Regions from separate parts of the Homo sapiens genome. Here region 2 is linked to region 1. The links are chromatin loops, found by intact Hi-C in ENCODE. Cell type or tissue: K562. All regions are shown on one strand. Links, peaks and the distances in the headings refer to the core of each region. The heading gives the core; the rest is flanking DNA. Region 1 has its middle 71 kb from the start of SAMD9. Region 2 has its middle 110 kb from the start of CDK6.

Evidence for each region. Hi-C counts contacts between places; a loop is a spot of excess contacts. Peaks named below come from ENCODE experiments on the same cell type or tissue, not always from the same donor. Only the 100,000 strongest peaks of a DNase experiment are listed, where the experiment ranks them.
Region 2: it touches region 1 in a loop (2.2-fold over the local background); 2 of 110 quality-filtered maps call a loop at or near these places.

The regions. Positions count from the first base shown.
Region 1 is chr7:93,045,115-93,049,516 of GRCh38, forward strand. No RefSeq gene overlaps it. Among named protein-coding and RNA genes, the nearest start is that of SAMD9, 71 kb to the right of the region's middle. In K562, for the core only: no CTCF peak of the experiment used is centred there; a DNase peak (open chromatin) is centred at 1,687.
Region 2 is chr7:92,945,409-92,949,810 of GRCh38, forward strand. No RefSeq gene overlaps it. Among named protein-coding and RNA genes, the nearest start is that of CDK6, 110 kb to the left of the region's middle. In K562, for the core only: no CTCF peak of the experiment used is centred there; no DNase peak of the experiment used is centred there.

The sequences.
Region 1 (4,402 bases), core at 100-4,099:
TTTTCCCATAGAGGTGCTCAGTCTCTAGCAGGGAAGGCCATTTATACATGAAAATGAACTGTAATGTTATCCTCTCCAGGACTAAATTTATTTACTTTTGTAAAATGGGAATAATTTCTTCACGCTTTCAAAGTGGAAAAATGATTGCTAGCACATATGGGAGTAGATTCTTGAGTGAAAGTTACTATAAATATTAAATATACAGTGGGATTTAGGAACCCACTTGCATGTGGCTCACACACATTACCTTATATTTACAGAAGGCAGTGGTGAGAAAGATTACTTTTCAATGATCAAAAATAGAAATCACGTTTATTTGGCTTTGAACTGCATCATATGCTTGTTCTTTCTACATATTTAGCATGTAATTATGTTTGGGTTTGGTTTGTGTTAAAAATTAGATTACATTTCCTGAACCACTGATAATCAGCAGAAGTTCTTCAAGAAGCAAGATGGGTTGTTAGGCACTTTGAGGTGGAATGCCAGCCAAGATGCCATTTTTGAGATGCCCCTGGGCTCTATAAGCACAGGAGACCATTAGAGACCATGAAATGCTGACAAACCCAGTGTGATAATACCACTCTGTGTGACAATCTCTGTAGTGGTAGAGGCTGTATATGTACTCTAGAACAGTGCTCCCATTCTAGAGTGGGGTTCTCAGAACACATGTCCCTTTCCAGATGCATCTGCTATACATAGTTTTTCTATAAGAACACTATTTTGATCAAGAATCAATAGGAGAGACATTTAATTTAATATCACTGTTAAGAGCCTTTGAAAAATGCTTATTAATAAAAGATACAAATTTATGCATCCCCTTTTCATTACAAGAATCATACACCATCAGAGGTAAAAGGAACATCCTTCAGAACTGGTTTTCAAATGCTTTTTTTGACTTGAAATAGACTCCTTTTAAAAATGGAATAAAAAGAAATAAAAGTCCACATGGCATTCCAATATGTAAAATAATACCAGTATGTCTTACTGAACAGGGGAAATACATAGGGTTTCAGAAGTTCATTTTGAAAATCACTGTGTTAACATGTTTCCTAAACTTCCTGAAAAAGAAACTATATGAATCATCTCAGGATGCAAAGGAATAGTAACAAACACAGAAATCCTAAAATATCGGGGAAATGGTATCATTGTACTAAGATGGCACCTACTCGTATACAGATGAAGAAATGGGAGCCTGATTGTTTGCAACAAATGGCCAAAGGTTGCACAGCTCCTTTAGGACAAATTCAGGATGCAAATTCAATGTTTTTCTCCCCAGCTTGCGGGTCACTATCTGATGCCGCCTCTGGAGTCTGGAATGCCTTTGAAATCAGGCTGTATGACACTCTAATCAATTTTAATGATCTAAAGCTTTTATAAATTGGTGAAAAATTTTATAGCACAAAACTACTTTCTACATTGTTCTGTGCTGCCACAAAAATCAATCACGATTCTCAGGGATATTTTTATGTTCATATATTGATGATAATCATTCCTTATATTTATGTAGCTAGATATGCATGGCTTAAACACCACCACATGCATTCTGGGACTGGACATAGGACATGACATCCTTGACCAGTAAATCCCTTGAATGAGTGCATTTTCCCCCTCTGTGCATGTCTCCTTCTCGTCCATTGTCTGTCTCCTTTTCATGCCTGTCAGGCGATGGCCATGACTGTGCACTTATAAAGGTCAGTGACCCAGCAGAGAGGGCAGGCCCTGCAGAAGGCGTGTTGATGAAGCATTACAATGCACACTGAATTTGTTAGCTCTCTGGCTTACTCCCAGGGGCAGGCTACAATTGTTTCCTGTGTGGCATGGCACCCACCCGGAACTCTTATGGTATGGGCCATTCCAACCAGGAATCTCTAAACCACATCCTACAAAATAAACATCCCATATTTCCCAGCTCACTAGATTCTTATACCTGGCTCTCCTTCCCTTAATTTGTACACTATACCCAGTGAAATGAATTAAAACAGAGTTATCTCTTATTTACATAAACAGCCATAGGGAGGTTTTCAAGGGATTATTTGCAAAACTGGGAGGCCACATAGATAATAATAAACTCACATCTTTCAGGTTGAAAACTTTTAGAAGGCTGAGGTCTTAAGCCTCTTTATATTACAAATACTAAATTAAACAAAAACAGACATGGCATTTCCTTTGAGATTGTCTCAAGGAAGGCAAGCATTTATTTCTCTCTTTGGAGCATCTACCTTTTAATAAAGCAATGATTATCTAGAAATGGAAACCTGTGATTCAAAAATAAAAGATTCACCTAAAATTTCAAATTTGCTGTAATTTATGCTACCTGTGCAAAACTTTTTACTGAAGTGAAATAGAATGAAAAAGTTGCCTGCATATGTTCTGGTTCTGGTTGTGTTGCAGTAGTTTGTATCAGACTGCCCTTCCTACAGATAACAATTGTGAACTCTGGACAAAATATTAAAAGAAAACAATTGAAACATACTGGGGAGACAACAAAGCAGCCCAAAACCAGAGAGAATTTGATCCTTGAAATAAGGAACCACATTAGATAAAATCAATGTATTTATTGATTTTTCCAAAGGTGCTCTATACTCCACTTGGTGCAGGACAGCTAGAATTGAAGCAGAAAGCTACAGTCTTATTGACCTGAGGAGTCAAAGGATAGTGTTTGGAGCTTTCACAACATCTGGAAATTGAGGGGTAAAAATCCCAGAGAGAAAGATCACAGTGGGGCTAGGTAGGCCCCAAATCTGCTCATAATCTCCTCTCTAATCTTTGGTGACCCTGAACTGTACGTGTGAAGGGGAAACTCCAAGTTGACCAGTGAAAAACTGTAGCTGAGAGACTGAAAGAACAGAACAGAAATTTTTAAGCTCTTGTTCACTGCACCAAGACAGAGTTTAGAGTTTGAGTCCTGCCAAGTTTGAGGGGCTTGGTAGTTTTTCAAGATTTCCACTTAAACTCTAGAAAACTCATGCTTTAGTTATAAAGACTAGTTATCAGATTCCAGAGATTTGCTTTAGGACTAATAACACAATGGAAACACACCCCATCAAAGCATAAAATTAAGCCTCTAAAAGTTCATTGGTGAGCTGCCAGTAATTTAAATGCCATGGACCACAAAATTCGGTACTGTTGAGAGGAAAAAACAGAAACTAGACTTTATAACGTATTCTTTATGATGTCCAGTATACACTAAAGAAGTACTAGACATACATATGAAGAAATGGGGAAACGTGACCAAACAGTAAATGACCCAAGATGACTCAGATGTTACAAAGACTTAAAATTAGCTATTATATATTTGTTTAAGGAATTAAAGAATAAGATAGTCATAATAAGTGGACAGATGGAATATTTCAGCAGAAAAATGCAAACTAAAAAAGAATGAAATATAAATTTTCAAGCTAAAAAGTACAATGTCTGAAATAACATTTACTGGATGAATTTAAGAGCAAAGGATTAGTTAATTAGAAGACATCCATAGAAACTATCCAGTCTGAAGAATAGAGAGAAGAAAAATTATGTGAAACAGTGTGTGAAGAGAACTTTAAGGTCCTGTGGGAAAGTATCAAATAATCCAATATATATGAAATTGGCTTCCCAGAAAAAGAAGACAGGGAAAAGGAAAACATTTAAAAAATAATAGATGACTAATGGAAAAATATCAAATTATAAATCCACAAAGCTCAGAAAACCCCAAGCAAGGCAAGTACAACAAAACAAAACAAAACAAAACAAAACAAAACAAAACAAAACAAACATCTAGGCACAGTTTAGCCAAAGTTGTCAGAGGAAAAAGATATCACATACAGGGATCAATGATATAATTAATCACCTACTTTTCAACAGAAACGATGAGACAGATACAATGTAACAACATCTTCAAAGTGCTGAAAGATAAAATGTGTCCATCTGGACTTCTACATCCAACTAAAATATCCTTCAAAAATGAAGATAAAGGCTGACCTGCTAAAGGTATATTAAAAGAACATTTTCAGACCAAAGGAAATAATACTAAGTACCAACTCAGATCAACAGAAGAAATAAAGAACACCAAAAATGTTTTTTCAAAAGTAGGTAAATATACAATATTTTTTCTTCCTTTTTAAAAAACATAGCTCATTGTTTAAAGCAACATTTAAAACACTGCATTGTGGCATTATAATGTATGTTGATATATAGCATGTGACTGGGAATTAATGGAATGTTATTGTTTCTGGGCTTTTACATTTTACATAAGGGGGTCAAACATTCACTCTAGGTAGGCTGTGGTAAGTCAATAATGCGTGTTATAATACCTAATTACTTTAAAAATACAAAAATGTATAGTTAAATCCATGGGAAAACTAAAATGAATACTACAAAAATGTGAGTAAGCAAAAATAATGTAGGAAAGGAGAAACAAAGG
Region 2 (4,402 bases), core at 131-4,130, 100 kb before region 1:
TTTCTCCTATGATAGACTTATAGAAAACTCTTTGAGGGAGCAAGATGCTTTACTTGGGATTTGGAAATTGTGAGGCTTTGGGGTAAGGACTTTCTTGTCAGGCAATAGGGACATCGCCAATGAGTACTAACAAATAATGTGTTGCATTTGAAAAGTCAGAGAAATCACCCTCACTGATTTGGCTCCCTGCTGTTACAGAAGATCTGGGCATAGGGAGCAGGTCATTCATGACTGACAGTATATTATACAAGTATAAAATACACCACAGGCAGGGAATTGGAGCATTGACAAACTTAATGCTCGATAAAAGAGTTAATCTGTGCTTACTGGAGTGGACTATGTTGCCTCTTCCCTTTGATGCCCCTTCTGATTTTACAAATAGCTGGCTCTCTCCTTGCTTACCTATTTGTTTAGAAATCACTATCCTCTTTGTAGAGGAGTGTTAGGTAGGGGAAGAAAAGGATGAGATAAACCCAAAGGGAAAACTTGGAGCAATGCCACCACCTGAAGAGCAATTTTCATTTAGATAAAACCCCTCTGCCTATATAACCTCGGTTATGACCTGGGAAGATATGATTTAGCTTACAACTTTACAGAAATATTGGTACTGGTAAAATGAGGTGTGGCTGTGTAACCCGAAGGACTAGAGATAAGTTTAAGTGGAAAGCTCTTTCCAATATGCTTGATGAGGACGCCTCCCTTGATTGGGAATTCCCCACTTCGGGTGTTCTCCCAGAATGAGATTCTTATTGAACAAAAGGGAGTTATGAGGCTGATTTTTCTCTGTTGACTATGAATGTTTTTATATTTCAGGAATTTTAATATTTTACACAGTTTTGTTTCTTATTGTGGTAATATATACATAATGCAAAATTAACCACCTTAGCCATCTTTAAGTGTTGCAACTCAGTGGCAATTAAATATATTCACAGTGTTGAACAACCATCAGCACTAGCCATTTCCAGAACTTTTTCATCATGCCAAATAGAAACTCTGTACCCCTTAAACAATAATTGCCCATTTCTCCTTTCCCTAGCCCTTGGTGACCTCTATTTTACTTTCTGTCTCTGTGAATTTTCCTATTCTATGTATCCCATATAAGTGGAATCACAGAATATTTGCCCTTTTGTGTCTGGCTTCTTTTGCTCAGCATGTCTTCAAAGTTCATCCATATTGTAGCTTGTATCAGAATTTCATTTCCTTTTAAGGCTGAATAATATTCCATTGTATGTAATATACCCATATTTCTTATCCATTGCTGGAGTTTTGGGTCATTTTCACCTTTTGACTATCATGTATAATGCTGCTATGAACATTGGTGCACACGTATCTGAGTCTGTCCTTTCCTTTCCTTTGGGTATATATCTAGCAGCGGAATTGCTAGGCCTTTTGACGATTCTATGTTAACTTTTTGAGAAACTTTGGAGACTTGTAAAGAGAGTATAAATCAAAGAGGCAGACTCATTTCAGAGTCTGAGCTGGAACCCAAATGAGGAGTATTAATAGGATTTAGTTAAAAAAAAAAAAGGACTGTTGACCCTGATGTGAATCGTTTGAGTGGAGCGGTGGAGAGAGAAACCAGGCATATTTAAGATGGAGGAATCCTGAGCATGCTTAAGTGTTGTGGGAGATATGAAAGGGAGGGGACAGTCAGCAGAGTGAGGTCTCCAAGAAGGCAGGAAAAGGAGTTGCCTTGGCCTGCTTTGAGAATCTACCTCTTTATAATGAGAGGCAAGGACAGCGTCAGGTGCAACCCAGTGTAACCAATCAAAGGTATTTACTGAGTTTGGCACTGTGCAGGAAGATAAAGTGAAACACTACTTGGATTTTACCATAAATGACACAGTGGAAAGGCTTGAACCTCGAACCAAAAGTAGGGTAGAAAATACTCAATGTCACAAGGGAAAGGTAAAAAGCAGGTGTTAGATCCTCAGCAGAAGGACAAGGTACTTTCAGCTGTAGAGGAGGACAAATAACGAGGAAAGCCTTTGCCGCAGTGTAAACTATTCTGGATGGGATTTGAGATCTGGATAGGCATTGACACCTGGCAAAGTGGGGGAAAGTTCATGCTACCCAAACTGTATTCTACCACATACTTAGGTATTATATGAAAAGTGGGAACAGTGGTCAAATTAATTTAGAAAGTGCTGTATCTAGGAAAACCATATTGTACAATGTAAGACATTTTTAAAAGCTAAAAGGGACACTGGTAATTATGCTGGGATAACAGGTATACATTGGGACTGTTCTAGGCCGACTGAGATGAGTGGTTATCTATACCACTTCTATACCATATTTTACCTTTGAAGATTTAAATGAACATTAGAATTGTAAAAGGTTCTGAGACTTACTATAGTAAGGAAACCTATTTTACGCTGGTTAATCCAGCATTTTCCAAATTTATTTGACCATGGAATCCCCACCCTACTTCCCCTCCCCTTCCGAGGAGTATTTATTAGCACCTAATAAATACTCCAAAGGCAGAGAGATGAAAGAGATGTGGGGATCAGGGAGGATTTGGTTTGGCAGAAAGAAAGCAATGGAAGATGAGAAATGTGGGTTGAGCCATGTCTTAGTGGCTTTTGAGGGCCAGATTTAGAACTTTTACTTGATGAAAGCCTTTTCTCATAGCACCAAATGGTGCTGTGTGCCTACAACTCAAAAAGAATTTTGAAGAATCATGATTTTCAGGAGGATAAAATGGCATATTTTTCCTGGTTTTCCTACTGCTGTTCCTTCTTTAATCTCTGAGATTAGTGGAGACAAAACCCTCCAATTTTGGAGTTTTCTTCCATTTTTGAGGTATTAAGGGATGAGTTGTAAAACTCCCATCTGAAGTCGTGTCTTCTTCTCTTAACCTGGTTTCATTCGTGAGGTCTAAAGGATAAAGGCATGGGAGAATGCCTAGGCTTTGAAAAGAAAAGTCATCTAGATTTCATTCACGATTGTGACTGCTATAACTTTAAATATAGATTTGAATGCAAAGAGTTAGCATGGTTACAGCAGCCTAGTAATAAGTGAAGATCAATGATTATTACGTGACCACAGTTAGGCTTTTCTTAATTAGAGGTCGCATATCTGGCAACCTGGTTAACTGGACAATAGACAGGTAAGAAACAGAAGTTATTAAAAACAAACTTCTTGAGAAGTTATGGCACAAACTTTACATTGAAGGCCACACAATTCTCAGAAAAACTCATTATTTATAAAACCTTATTTGCACACACACTTCCAGTAAATTAAGTGAGCTAAATTTTTTGTACATGATAAATTTAAAGGCAAATTAAAAGGGAAGAAAAAATTAACAGTGGTAGGTACATTTAAGTGAAAAGAGAAAGTGTGAACTATAAAAATTCAAAGGACTAACATGGTGTAAGGTTCTGAAGGCATTTTAGAGGGAAAAAGTCCACCAAATCTCAACTATTCTCTCTGAGGATACCATTCAGTTATACCATAGAATCATACTTATTTAAAAGGCTTATCTTTGACTCACCAAAAGATATTAAAGCATGTAACATTACTCAGTTTAAGATGGCAAGAAAGGGCTGGATGTGGTTCCTCACTTTGGAAGGCTGAGGTAGATGGATCGCTTGAGGCCAGGGATTCGAGACCAGCCTGGTCAACATAGCAAGATCCCATCTCTACAAAAAATAAAAAAAGTTGCCAGATGTGGTGGTTTGTACCTGTAGTTCCAGCTACTAGGGAGGCTGAGGTGGGAGGATTGAGCTCAGGAAGTCAAGGCTGCAGTGAGCTGTGATCGTGTCACTGCACTCCAGCCTAGGCAACAAAGTGAGACTGTCTTAAAAAAAAAAAAAAAAAAAAAAAAAAAGGTGGCAGGCCAGGCACGGTGGCTCACGCCTGTAATCCCAGCACTTTGGGAGGTGAGGCGGGCGGATCACAAGGTCAGGAGTTCGAGACCAGCCTGGCCAACATGGTGAAACCCTATCTCTACTAAAAATACAAAAAAATTAGCTGGACATGGTGGCATGCGCCTGTAGTCCCAGCTGTAGCTACTTGGGAGGCTGAGGCGGGAGAATCGCTTGAACTCGGGAGGTGGAAGCTGCAGTGAGCTGAGATTGTGCCACTGACTCCAACCTGGATGACAGAGCAAGACTCTGTCTCAAAAAAAAAATAAAATGGCAAGAAGGCATGTATGACATTTTGGAAAGAGTTCAATCCAAAATGCTTGTGATTTTAAGTTTGGTCACTTGAAAGTTCTGTTATCTGGGGCAGTCAATATATAAATCTGATATTCTATCCAGGTGTCTTTTCCTTTAGAAAGAAGTTCATTGTCAACTTTTTCCAACTGTATTTCAACATCAATTATTAATCCTTTAGGTTAAAAGAGGATCAACATGGCAACAAAGTGTTTTGGAAATAGCCTCTTGTGATTTGAAGATTA